3 separate regions of the Mus musculus genome follow, and regions 2 and 3 are each linked to region 1. Evidence: chromatin contacts called from ENCODE Hi-C or POLR2A ChIA-PET data. All regions are on one chromosome and are shown on one strand. Each heading gives the region's core, a stretch centred on a gene start or an enhancer-like site at or near the end of the contact. The rest is flanking DNA. Distances are from core to core; before and after follow the strand shown. Region 1 holds the start of Dancr (differentiation antagonizing non-protein coding RNA). Region 2 has its middle 39 kb from the start of Gm34902. Region 3 holds the start of Scfd2 (Sec1 family domain containing 2).

Evidence for each region. Hi-C counts contacts between places; a loop is a spot of excess contacts on that map. ChIA-PET counts read pairs that join two places held with the same protein, here RNA polymerase II (POLR2A).
Region 2: POLR2A ChIA-PET joins it to region 1 with 13 read pairs in embryonic stem cell. The contact joins the enhancer-like site here to the promoter of Dancr in region 1. POLR2A ChIA-PET finds 5 or more read pairs at or near these places in 3 of 5 experiments (Patski and embryonic stem cell).
Region 3: a map of v-Abl transformed pro-B cells shows a loop between it and region 1 (2.4-fold over the local background). The contact joins the promoter of Scfd2 here to the promoter of Dancr in region 1. A Hi-C loop is called at or near these places in 2 of 37 maps with a recorded cell type or tissue (regulatory T cell and v-Abl transformed pro-B cells). POLR2A ChIA-PET finds 5 or more read pairs at or near these places in 1 of 5 experiments (embryonic stem cell).

Annotation. Positions count from the first base shown.
Region 1 is chr5:74,091,574-74,095,312 of GRCm38, forward strand. It overlaps Dancr (differentiation antagonizing non-protein coding RNA), which reads left to right and starts at 1,487. Exons shown (of 1, transcript NR_145133.1): 1 at 1,487-2,764. Snora26 (small nucleolar RNA, H/ACA box 26) reads left to right here and starts at 1,957; the gene lies at 1,957-2,077.
Region 2 is chr5:73,688,597-73,692,207 of GRCm38, forward strand. No RefSeq gene overlaps it. Among named protein-coding and RNA genes, the nearest start is that of Gm34902, 39 kb to the left of the region's middle. Within about 2 kb of position 1,700, at least 1 of the 3 ENCODE cell types and tissues checked has a DNase peak (open chromatin) inside an H3K27ac peak, as active enhancers do.
Region 3 is chr5:74,529,763-74,533,200 of GRCm38, forward strand. Scfd2 (Sec1 family domain containing 2) reads right to left here and starts at 1,980. Exons shown (of 9, transcript NM_001114660.2): 1 at 1,020-1,980. The coding sequence starts at 1,857.

The DNA.
Region 1 (3,739 bases), core at 237-2,736:
CTGCTGAGCCATCTCTCCAGCCCCATGGGGCTTCTTTTTCCAATAAGACGCTGACTGCAAAATGATCTGGGAGTAGACAATGGAGATGATTATAAAACCTTGAGGAATATTTAAAAACACCGATTTGTACACTTAAAAGGGTGACCTATAACACTTGGGTTCAATCTCAAAAAGTTATCTAAAAAGTCAAAGCAAGTTGACAAAGCAGGTCATCATTTTTTTTATCTAGACTAAAAGTGGCTGTAAAGAAACACAGGCGAGCATGATGAATAGACTTAGAGTCCTTATTCAAACGAACTCATTGTAAAGTAACATTGTATCAGAATAGTCTTGCTGTGAACTTGGAGCGGCTGTTTATTCTAGCAATCACATTGGCATTGTCCTCAGGCAAGATGGCCTCTTTTCTTTTGAAATAAATACTGAAATATTAAGAGGTGAAACAAACCAAGCTTGAGATTTGCTTTAAAATACCCCCCCTCCCCCAACAGACCAAGACGATAGATGCGCCAGGTCTGGAATGAATGGCTGGCTTTTAGCCGAGAGAAGAACGCAGGCACGTGGCTCTTTGAACATTTTTAGTTTTAATATAAGTTTGGAAATTTAATTTCTTCAAATTAAAAAAATAATTTTATTATTATTATTATTATTATTATTATTATTTTAAAAACCTTGCCAATAAAATCATCTCAGACCGTGGAAATTCTCATTAAAATAAGTTAAGCACATATCCAGGCCTGGTGGTGAAAATTTGTCGTCCCTTCTACTCAGGAAGCTGAGGCAGAAGGACGGAAAGTTCCAGTCTTGTCTGGGAAATTTAGTGAGACCTAGTTTCAAAGTAATAAAAGGGTTTGGGATCTGAGACGCCAGGCTCTACTTTTAACCCAGGACCACTAAAAACAAGACAAAGGTATAGCCTAGGTGGAGAGTGGCATGCATGCCAGCAATCCTAGCACGTAGCACTGAGGATAACAAGTTTGATGAATACCCTGAACTAGCTACACAGTAAGTTAGAAAGCAGTGTGGGCACCTAAGAGAGACTCTGACTCAAAATTAATGGTACGGGCTGAGGAGGTAGCTCTGTGGTAGAGCTCTGTTGAGAACTAACTGCCTCACATCTCCAGCAACATTTCTCCTTGATATTACTCTCCAGGAACACAGAAAAAGGCAGCTCCTCTCAGGGTTAAGGAGGGGCCCTGGGAGTGAACTAGCTGAACAAGAAGGGATCTAAGTCGGAACACACCTAGCACCGGCATAGCTTCAGGAAAGGAAGGTTTCCACTGAGCACAGCCTCAACGCTTCCAACACCGCAGTGGGTGGAGAACCTGCTGCTGGAAGTCAACGGCCCCACCCTACCGGGTCCGAAACGTCCCGACGATTGGCTTCCCATACCAGCCACGCCTACAATCCTTCTGACGATTGGCTGCTCTCCTTTTCCTGTTCTGCCCCCTCCAAGCGGCCCTCTGATTGGTTGCAGGTCTCGGGGGGGGGGGGCAGCTCCGCCCCTCTCCCGGATGGCTGTATTAACGCAGCGCGCAGCGGCTCGGTCTTTCGGTCCCGGCCTTGGTGGTGAGTGTCCTCGTGGGAGGGTGTCAGGATGTCCCCGTGTCCCCTCGAGCTTTGCCCGCCCCGAGCTCAGCTGCTCCCGGCGGCCAGAACGGAGGGGTAGAGCAGTTCTCAGCGGCCCGCGGGGCGGGCGGCAGTGTCCAGCCCGGGGCTGCGCGAGACACAAAGTCCTCTGTGCCGTCCGACCCGGGCACCCTGACCACCGCCCTTTCCCTCTGCAGGCCGATCCACCCGAGCCGGTCCCCACTGCCCAGCCGTGCTGCTGCCTCGGACACAAGCGCAGGTACGTCCCGGCATTGATCGGAGGCAGGCCCTGGCCACGTGGCCGAGAAGACGGAGGTTCCAGGCCTGTCTTTGTTGAGCTGCGCCGGGCCTCCCCAGTCGCCCTTTCCTGTGCCCTTTTAAGGTTGTCGCAGTACTTTAAGAGGCTAACACAGAAGGGTAAAGGAACTCTCCATAAAACCCAGAGAGGAAAACTACACCTCCTCTTTGGATCCTGTCTGGAGTCACAAATGAACCAAAAGCTTCATTTAAAACTTGAATGTGCGCATTTTAGGTTCTGGCGATTGCTAGGTAGTGATATAGGATTTTAAAGAAAAGAAAACGTAGCCTACCTGGTTTAATTTGGTTGGAGGAGAAAGTTCAGAAGACAAGAATACATTTGCTTTTCTAGAAGTGAGATTTTAGGTCAGCTGGAAAGGATATAGTTGAGTATGTTCCACTTATGTGAAACATTTTTATTCTTTCATAGGTTGAAAACTACAAGAAACCCGTGACTGAATGGCTCCAAGGTGAAGTACTCTTGCATGTAGTGACCAGGTTTGCCTGTATTCCACTTTAGGATTAGTATCGAAGCTGAAATAGGTGAAGTGAGGGCCATGTGAGTTTCCTTGAATGGCCTTGTAACTGATTACCCTGAAGGTAGTTTGCTAAAGATTTTAATCAATGTACTAGGATCCTGCCCCACCCCTTCTTCATGTCCCACTGCCCTAGAATCAGATCTGCATGGCTATGACATGCTCGCCGTTTTAAAGATGCAAAGATTTCATGCTAGATCATTAGAATGTATCTGGACTTCGTTAGGACAAGTTCTTTGCTAGTAACCAGTCACGTGCTAGCAATTGAGGTGTGTTAACCTGTATATTGTTGCCTATGAGTAATTTTCCATAATCTTTAATAAAGGCTTCCTGTGTCAATTCTATGGCTTGTTCACTTGTTCTTATTACTGGGGAGGGGGGGGGGGGTCAGAACCACTTGGAGCAATTTGTCCTAACACCATGTGCGTGCGTCCCTAGGATCAAACTCAGGCTGTCAGGCCTGGTGCCAGCCACTGCTAGCTGTAAGGTTATTTCTTAGCATTGTTTTTCAATTGTTTTCCAAGCTTCTGTTTGGTGCCTATTGAACCCACGATTTATATTCATCTAGGCCTTGTGTGTGTGATGCTAGGGATATAACTTGTCCTTAGGCTGCATGGCGCCTTTACCTGGGCCTTTTAATTTTCAGAAGTGGTTTCATTTTAAAAGAAGCCACCTTCAAGGATACAAAGTTGTGTGAGTATGCAGGGAGACAATGGAAACTGTTACAATTGAGTCTGAAATATCAATTGTTTCTATTTACACAATAGCCTTAAAGTTCTCTGACCAAAGTAGACAAAACTGCAGCACAGTTCGGCTATAATCATATTGGCTACATTGTACTGAGTACTGAGAGTACTCAGTAGCCACATGTGGCCAGGGACAGCGCAGTACAGGTTTCTGTTACTATAAGGTTGCTGGTAGCTATTATAAGCTACTCTGTAAACATCTTGGTCTTTTTTAAGTGAGCAGCCTGTAGATGTGCCTCCATGATGACAAAATCTTAAGCGGGGTATGGGCAGAGGAAGCTGGAGGATGGGACATTACCATCACACCCTGCTTTTAATTGGGCCAGTGGAACATCAGTAAGATGAGCAGGAGTCTAAAACTACCTGCTAACACCTGCACTAGCCCGAAAAAGGACACAGGCTACATTTAATCGAAATGTATAATTTAGAAAAATTCAAAATAGACTGGAGAGCTGGCTCGCCACTTAGGGACCACTTGCTATTGCAGAGGGCCTGGGTTTGGTTCCCAGCACTCACGGAGGCTCACAACCTCTAGGGAGTGTGACACCAGGAAAGCTTGGAGTGCCCATGCAT
Region 2 (3,611 bases), core at 450-2,949, 400 kb before region 1:
GTGTGTGTGTGTGTGTGTGTGTGTGTGTGACTAGATCAGTTCCTGTACAGCTGTGGGTAGGCATGGATCCTGCCAGCCCACTACCACCTTGTTCCTGGAGGTGATTCAGGTCCTACCCTGATCATGGAGGTGAACTGTCAGTCTGACATTGCTGGCTGCTCTAAAAATAGTGTGCTTAATCTTTCAAGGGAGCAGTGAGTCAAACTGAAGGAATTCAGCAGCCAGAGGCTCTTTTTTGAGTAAAATATCTTCACTCACATTGAAAGAGAACATCTTGTATTGGAAAGACCGAAAGACAGATACTGACAGATAGTGGAGCCTGGCTAACTGCTGGACTAGCTCTACTGTACATTCTTTGGCTGAGTGTCCTGAAATGTGTATCCTTTTGACTATGTTGAAGAGATGCCTTAAGCAAAATTAACCCAACACTAGCACTCTACAGTCTGAGATTTTGTTTGGAGAGGTCCCACTAAGCCACCTCTCTGTTAAGATCCCCTTTCCCAGAGAATTAAATGCATTTAAATATAGCCATTAATTTCTAAATATGCCAATGTTGGCAGTAAAGCTGTGAGAAACAAAGAAGCCTTCCTTTTTCCTTTCCACAAACGTAGATTCATGCATAATACCAACTACTGAACCCTCAGCAAGCTTCTGTTTTGATTTTTAATGTTTGAAAATAGAGGCACTGGAGAGAGGGCTTAGCAATTAGGAGCACTGGCTGACCTTGCAAAGGATCTGGGTTCTATTCCCAGCATCCACGAGGTGGCCTACAACCGCCTTTAATTCCTCTTCCAGGGGGTCTGACGATTTCTTCTGGCTTCTATAGATACCAGGCATCCACTTGGTATACTTACACATAGATAAAAAAAAAAAAAGATAGAAGTAGTTTAGTAATTTTAGGGCAGGGTAAACATTAGAATTTTGTTGTATTCCCTCAAGCTCTTGGACAGAAAAACAAACCAGCCTGACTTATATAAACCAATTTCTGTTTTCTTCTCTGTCTGTCTGTCTGTCTCTCCCTGTCCCCTCTCTCTACTCTCCCACTTTGCTCTCTCCCTCTCTTTCTTTCCTTCTCTCTCCCTTCCTCTCCTTCCTTCCTTCCTCCCCCCCTCTCTCCCTCTCCCTCTCTCTCTCTCTCTCTCTCTCTCTCTCTCTCTCTCTCTCTCTCTTTCTTTCTTTCTTTCTTTCTTTCTTCCTTTCTTTCTTTCAATATAGAGGCTAAGTGACCCTGGGCACTGGCTGACTTGGAACTCATTATGTAAACTAGGCTGGCCTTAAACTCACAGATATCCACCTGTCTCTGCCTCCCAAGTGTATGATAAAGGCATATGACTGATGTGTGTGTGTCTGCACCTTAGGTTTTTTCCCGAAGTCTTTACACAAGAAATACATTCATGGGAACAGGGCATGACTCCATTCTGTCTGCTGAGCCCTTTATAACAAGCTGTCCACTTGTGCTCTCCTCACACCCTCTGTGGCTTTTCTCCAAGATCCCCCATAGGTGAGAGGCCCATTTCTTATTGTCAGAAACTCCAAACAATTGCCTTGAGTCTTGTGTTTTCTTTGTCCCCTTTAAATGTGCATGTGTAGACACAGTCAGCAGACACCAGGGTCAGCGATCTTGTTCCATTTTGTTCCCAGTGTCCCACAGTCTTGCCTGGAGTGTCAGCTTCAGCCCCAGGGCTCTGCCTGACTATAGACCTTTGAACTTTGATGTCCCAGAGCCCAGAGGGAGGCACAGCAAACATGGAGGGAGGACCAGGGATAGTGTGATGTTAAACAGAACACTCTCTGAGCTTTTTTGAGGGAAGCCAGCTGGGTATGACTTCATCACTTTCCCTCATTCAGAGCTTTAAGAACAGCAGACTGCCTGAGCTCCCCAGAGAATGTGGGCTTCCCAGTAACTTGAGATAGTAGGGTGCGCTAAGAATAAGGTATTGCCTGTTTCCAGGGATGGCCCCCTCCTGACTTAGACCAGCACTTCTCAGGACCAGCCTAAGCAAGATGGGAGTTGGTCCTTTCTTTCTTGAGTATGCAAGCTCACTGCCCACCTCAGACTCTGGTATGACACAAGCTGGAGACTGCTTTAGATGGTTTTGCCTTGAATGTGTGAGGTATCCTAATATAGAAGCTTGTGTGTCCAAAAGGGAAAGTTCAGAGTCTGGTCAACCATGATTCTTGAAGCCACCCATGCCTTCCAGAGTAGCTTTCGAGTGGAGTGGATGCCAACTTCAGACATGGGGTGCCATGATCCCTTCCAGCTGTAAACTGTCAGGTCAGAAGCTTCAGACACGGCGGCATGCCAATATCCCTTCGAGAGGATGACAAATCCCAGGATGTCAGAGATTTAGTGGCATTTTGTTCGCAGGCAATCCTGCACACAGGTTGGTAGGTTTCTGTTTTTAGGGTCTTTCTACATCTCAGCTGGGTGAGAGATTTCACTCCGAGACCCAGAATCTCCAGTTTCAAGAGCTTCTATTGTTGTTTCCTAGGTCATGTCCTTGAATGAGGAGTGGCCTCATCCATAGGACCATGACTCCATTTGTGTAGGGGCTGAGAGGTACTAAGGGCTCTGGTAGATATAGTGAACCAAGAGGAAAGAGACAGAAGATCAACATTAACCTACATTGACTCCCTTTAGGGCATCATCTTGCAGATACATACTGTCAATTGGAGTTCTTTTTAGTGTTTTTAATTTTGCCTCTCTTTTGGTGTTTTCCTCTAGCCGGGAAGACTCTTTTGACTTTAATAAGGTTTCCTACTAGCAGGTGGGAGTTCCTCCCCTTGTGTGCTGAAAGGCAGAGAGCAAAAGCAAAGGCTTACAGAGGAGTCTGTAGGAGGGATATATTTGAAGTGGGGAGGAAAGAACTGTGAGAAACAGGTGCATGTTGTAGCTTTGTGATACTAGAACGCCAGGGGTTAGGCACCTAATAAAGAAGTCTGTTTATTTACAATTCTGATAGCTAAGCAAGCGTACAGGCATCTAGTAGACTTTGGTGAGGGACTTACGGTGGATTGCCTCACATTGACAAGAGAGCATGTGACAGTGGTGGATGGCATATTCCAGAAAGGGACTCAAGGGGATATACATTTTCACAAAAAATACTCTCAGTCTCCCAAGACCTGTTTGACTCCTGTAAGACAACACTAAGCCACTCATGATGATGCAAGCTGTTATGAGCAAATGTCTTCCCCTGGGTCCTGATATTAGAGCTTCTACTACCTCACTGCCACTGTGCTTCAGGCCAATCTCTGGTACACGGGTCACTGGGGGGCACACTTCAACCATATCTAAACTACGTCAGTGGAGAAGAGTGGCAGACACTGGTAGAACCAAAGGCGCGAACACTGGCCTCTGCCTCTGAGACAGCAGCCGATCTGCCCACTTTCTCTGGTCTCATACTCCACCCCTAGCTCCTGGAGCCACGCACAACTCAGTTATCGAACAGGAACCAACCCTTTGCTCTTTGGGTACCGGGATCAGATGCTTTGATCTTTGGGCTCCTTCTCAGACCTTGGATTTAAGGCAGATGCCTGGCTCTGCCCACGGCTCCTTTGTGAATTCAAGGACATTGAATTCCCAGAAACTTACTGCGGTGGTTTGAATGAGA
Region 3 (3,438 bases), core at 730-3,229, 440 kb after region 1:
CTGGAAAGGGAATACTGGCTTAGACCAGTGTTCTGATTGTTCTCAGTGACCTTGAACAGCTAGCACATACTATTATTGAACTATATCTACTTAACTATAAAACAAAGGTGACCTCTAAAAATAAGTGCTCACATCATGAATCAGAATTTTCTTCACCTATTTTAAGGTTAGATTTCTTCCTCGCAGGTATAAATAATTATTACATTGCTGCAATTTGAGGTTGCTATACAAACTTCAATGCACATTTGAAAATATTTTCTACAATTCTTTTTTCCAACTTCTCATATGTACATTCAGTTTCACTTTTTAAAAAAGACATTTACCTATTTATTTGTATATGTGTGGGGGACAGTGCATGTGCAAGTCACACTGTGTGTGTGGAGATCAGAGAACAATTGGAGGAAGTCAGTGCTCTCCTTTCACCATGTAGGTACTAGGGAGCAAACGAAGGTCATTCCATGTGGAGCATGGTATGCAGCACCCCCTCTATGACCGCTACCGCCTTATGCTCCTGCCTCCTGGTTCCTGCCATGTTTGAGTTCCTGTCCTGATTTCCTTCAATGATCGACTATGGTGTGGAAGTGTAAGGAAATAAACCCTATCCTCCACAAGTCGGTTTTGGCCATGGTGTTTCATTACAGCAATAGACACCCTAATTAAGACAACTGGTATCTGGAAATGTCTAAGAGTCTCAGGTGATGGCAATTCCCTCCATGTCAAGGTCATCTCATTTTTTCCAGTCTCTTGGACTAGGCCCGGTTGTTTTATCAAAAGCAACGCACACTAAAGCCATATTTGCCCGCTTACAGCATTTAACAAATAAAATTGTGCTTTATCTATGTCCACTCTCCACTAGACAAAACTTAACTCCAGATGCTGTCAAATTAGGGGCTGGTTCTTTTAGTTCATCTTTATATTGCCAACCTCAATATGAGGCCAATAAACACATATGCTGAATCAATGAACAGATCCTCTAGCTAGGAGAGTGAAGATGAACAACTCCCAGAAATGCCACCTACCTGTGAGATCCAGAGTTCTATCCACAAAGACCACAGAAGCCCTGCCTGTAGCAGTCTTTTTCCTGTTCTTGGCGGGGGCATAATTTGCCAGATCTGTAGCGATGACCCGACTGAGGGGACCCACGGCGAAACACTCCTCTCGTACCCCTAGATGTTCACACAGAGAACTGAGGCCTGACACGAGGCATCTGATGTACAGCAGCAGCTCTGGGGTTAGGGCAGTGGCATCCACCTCACCCAAGCTGCTCAGCCTCCTCTTGTCGGGTCTGGCACTGTTAAGAGCGTGGACATCCTGAGGTAGCAGTGGGAAGAGGGTAGCAAAGGCTGGAGTAAAAGCGAGATGGGAGGCAACAGGGGCGAGAAACAACGGGACGTGGAGCACCTCGGCCGTATAGTTCTCGTTGCCCATCCACTCACAGAGCTTCTCCTCCAGCTGTTCGAACACCGGCTGCTGCCCCTCGAGCTCGGCCGCTGCAGCGGCCGGTACGTGGTTAGCAGTGAGGTGGACTGCGTGGCTCACGGCTGTGACCACCACACAGTGCTGAAAGTGACTGCGGCAAATGATACTCTGTAGAGTGTCTACGATCCGGCCTTTCAGCGGGCTGCTCAAAACGAAAACCGCCCGGGGCTGCTTGGCTCCCCCGCCAATGGCCTGGGGTTCAAATTCCCGCAGGTGACACGCAGGACCCTTCACCGCCTCCAGAAGCCGGCTGGATCCGCAGCTCCAGTGCAGGCTCTCGGCGCAGGCAGCGTCCAGGTAGACCACGGACCACTTCACTTTGGCCAGCACCTGCTCCCAGCCTTGCTGGGCAAAGGCCAGTATGCCCGCGGCGCTCATGATCCCGTATCGCCAGCTGGCCAGGGGTCTCACCGGCGTACGGGCGGGAACTCAGGTCAGAACGCAGGGCTTCCGGGTACTGAGTACTTTGACAGTCAACACAGTACACGTGGGCCTGTCTCTGACGCTCGGCGTTCGCGCGCGCGGTGATGACGTCTTAGGCGCTCATTGGCTGATCAGGCGCGCGGGCTGGCGGAAGGAACGTCTGCACTTGAAGGAGGAACGGAATGTGCTTACAGGGTCGATAGTCCCTGAAAAGCTGGAGGCAGCAGCTTTCTAGGAAAGAATTGAAATGGGTTTTGTTCGTCCCTCCCTTGTCAGCTCTCATCACCTTTTCCTCCAGGTTAAGAATTCTCGGGAATAATAAAACCTGGTCTGAAGCAAAGTACTTCCCCCATCTGAACTTGGAGAAGCCAAACAACTACTGCAACGTAATAGTTGGTCTTGTGTAGGTTATCTTCTGCGTTGGTGCACTCCAGCCTCGTGAAATACCTTTTGGGACCAGCAAGATGGCTCATAAGGCTAAAAGCGCTTGCAACACAAGTCGTATGACCTGAGTTTGATCCTTCGGACTCAATGTAGAAAAACAGGACCCGGAAAAATTGTCCTCCATGTGCCAATTGTGGAAAACGCACAATCACCCATCCCCAACACACACACACACCACATACACAGAGAGAGACAGAGACAGACACACAGAGAGAGACAGAGAGATCCTGTCTCCACACAGTCAAAAGGCTTTGGGGTCCATTTCACAGCTACTAAGATGAGAATTGGGTTGAGGAATAGATATACTGATCTACACATCTCAGTTTAGAACCTGTTTTATTATTATTATTATTATTATTATTTAATTGTGGAAACATGCATGAGATAAAAAAATTTAGTAATTTACTGTTCTAATTGTGTGTGTGTGAGTGAGTGTGTGTGTGTGTGTGTGTGTGAGTATGTGTGGACAGGATCTCATTGTGCAGCCCTAGCTGTCCTGGAACACATGATGTGGATCAGGTTCGTTGCAAACTCACAGAGATCTGCTTGCCTCTGCCTTCCTAGTGCTTGGATTAAACGTGTGTGCCACCATGTCCACCATTAGTCATTTTAAAATGTACAGTTCGGAAACATTAAAAAACATTCATGCTGCTGTACAACCAATCTTTGGAACTTTTTATTTTGCAAAATCAAAATAGTTTCAAAACTATATACCCTTTAAATAACAATTGCCACCCTCAACCTCAGCTCCCTGCACCCCCCCCCCAGCATTTGTCAGCCTCTACTTTAATCCTGTTCTCTTTGCATTGGCACTGTGGGTCTTATAATTGGGTCCCTGTACTATCTGCTTTATTGTGATTAACTTACTTCACCTAACATCATTCATCTAGTTGTGACACATGGCAATTGCTTTCATTTTAAAGTTTTATTCGTGTGTTTCTGTGTGTGAGAGAGTGTGTGTGTATACAGTTGGGTTTTGACCTCCCTAAAGCATATGCCACCATACCTGGTCTCTTGGCATGATTTGAGCAGTAATCTATTCATTGTCTAATTCTTATAGCTAAGCACTCCTTTTCATTACTTCTCAAAAGT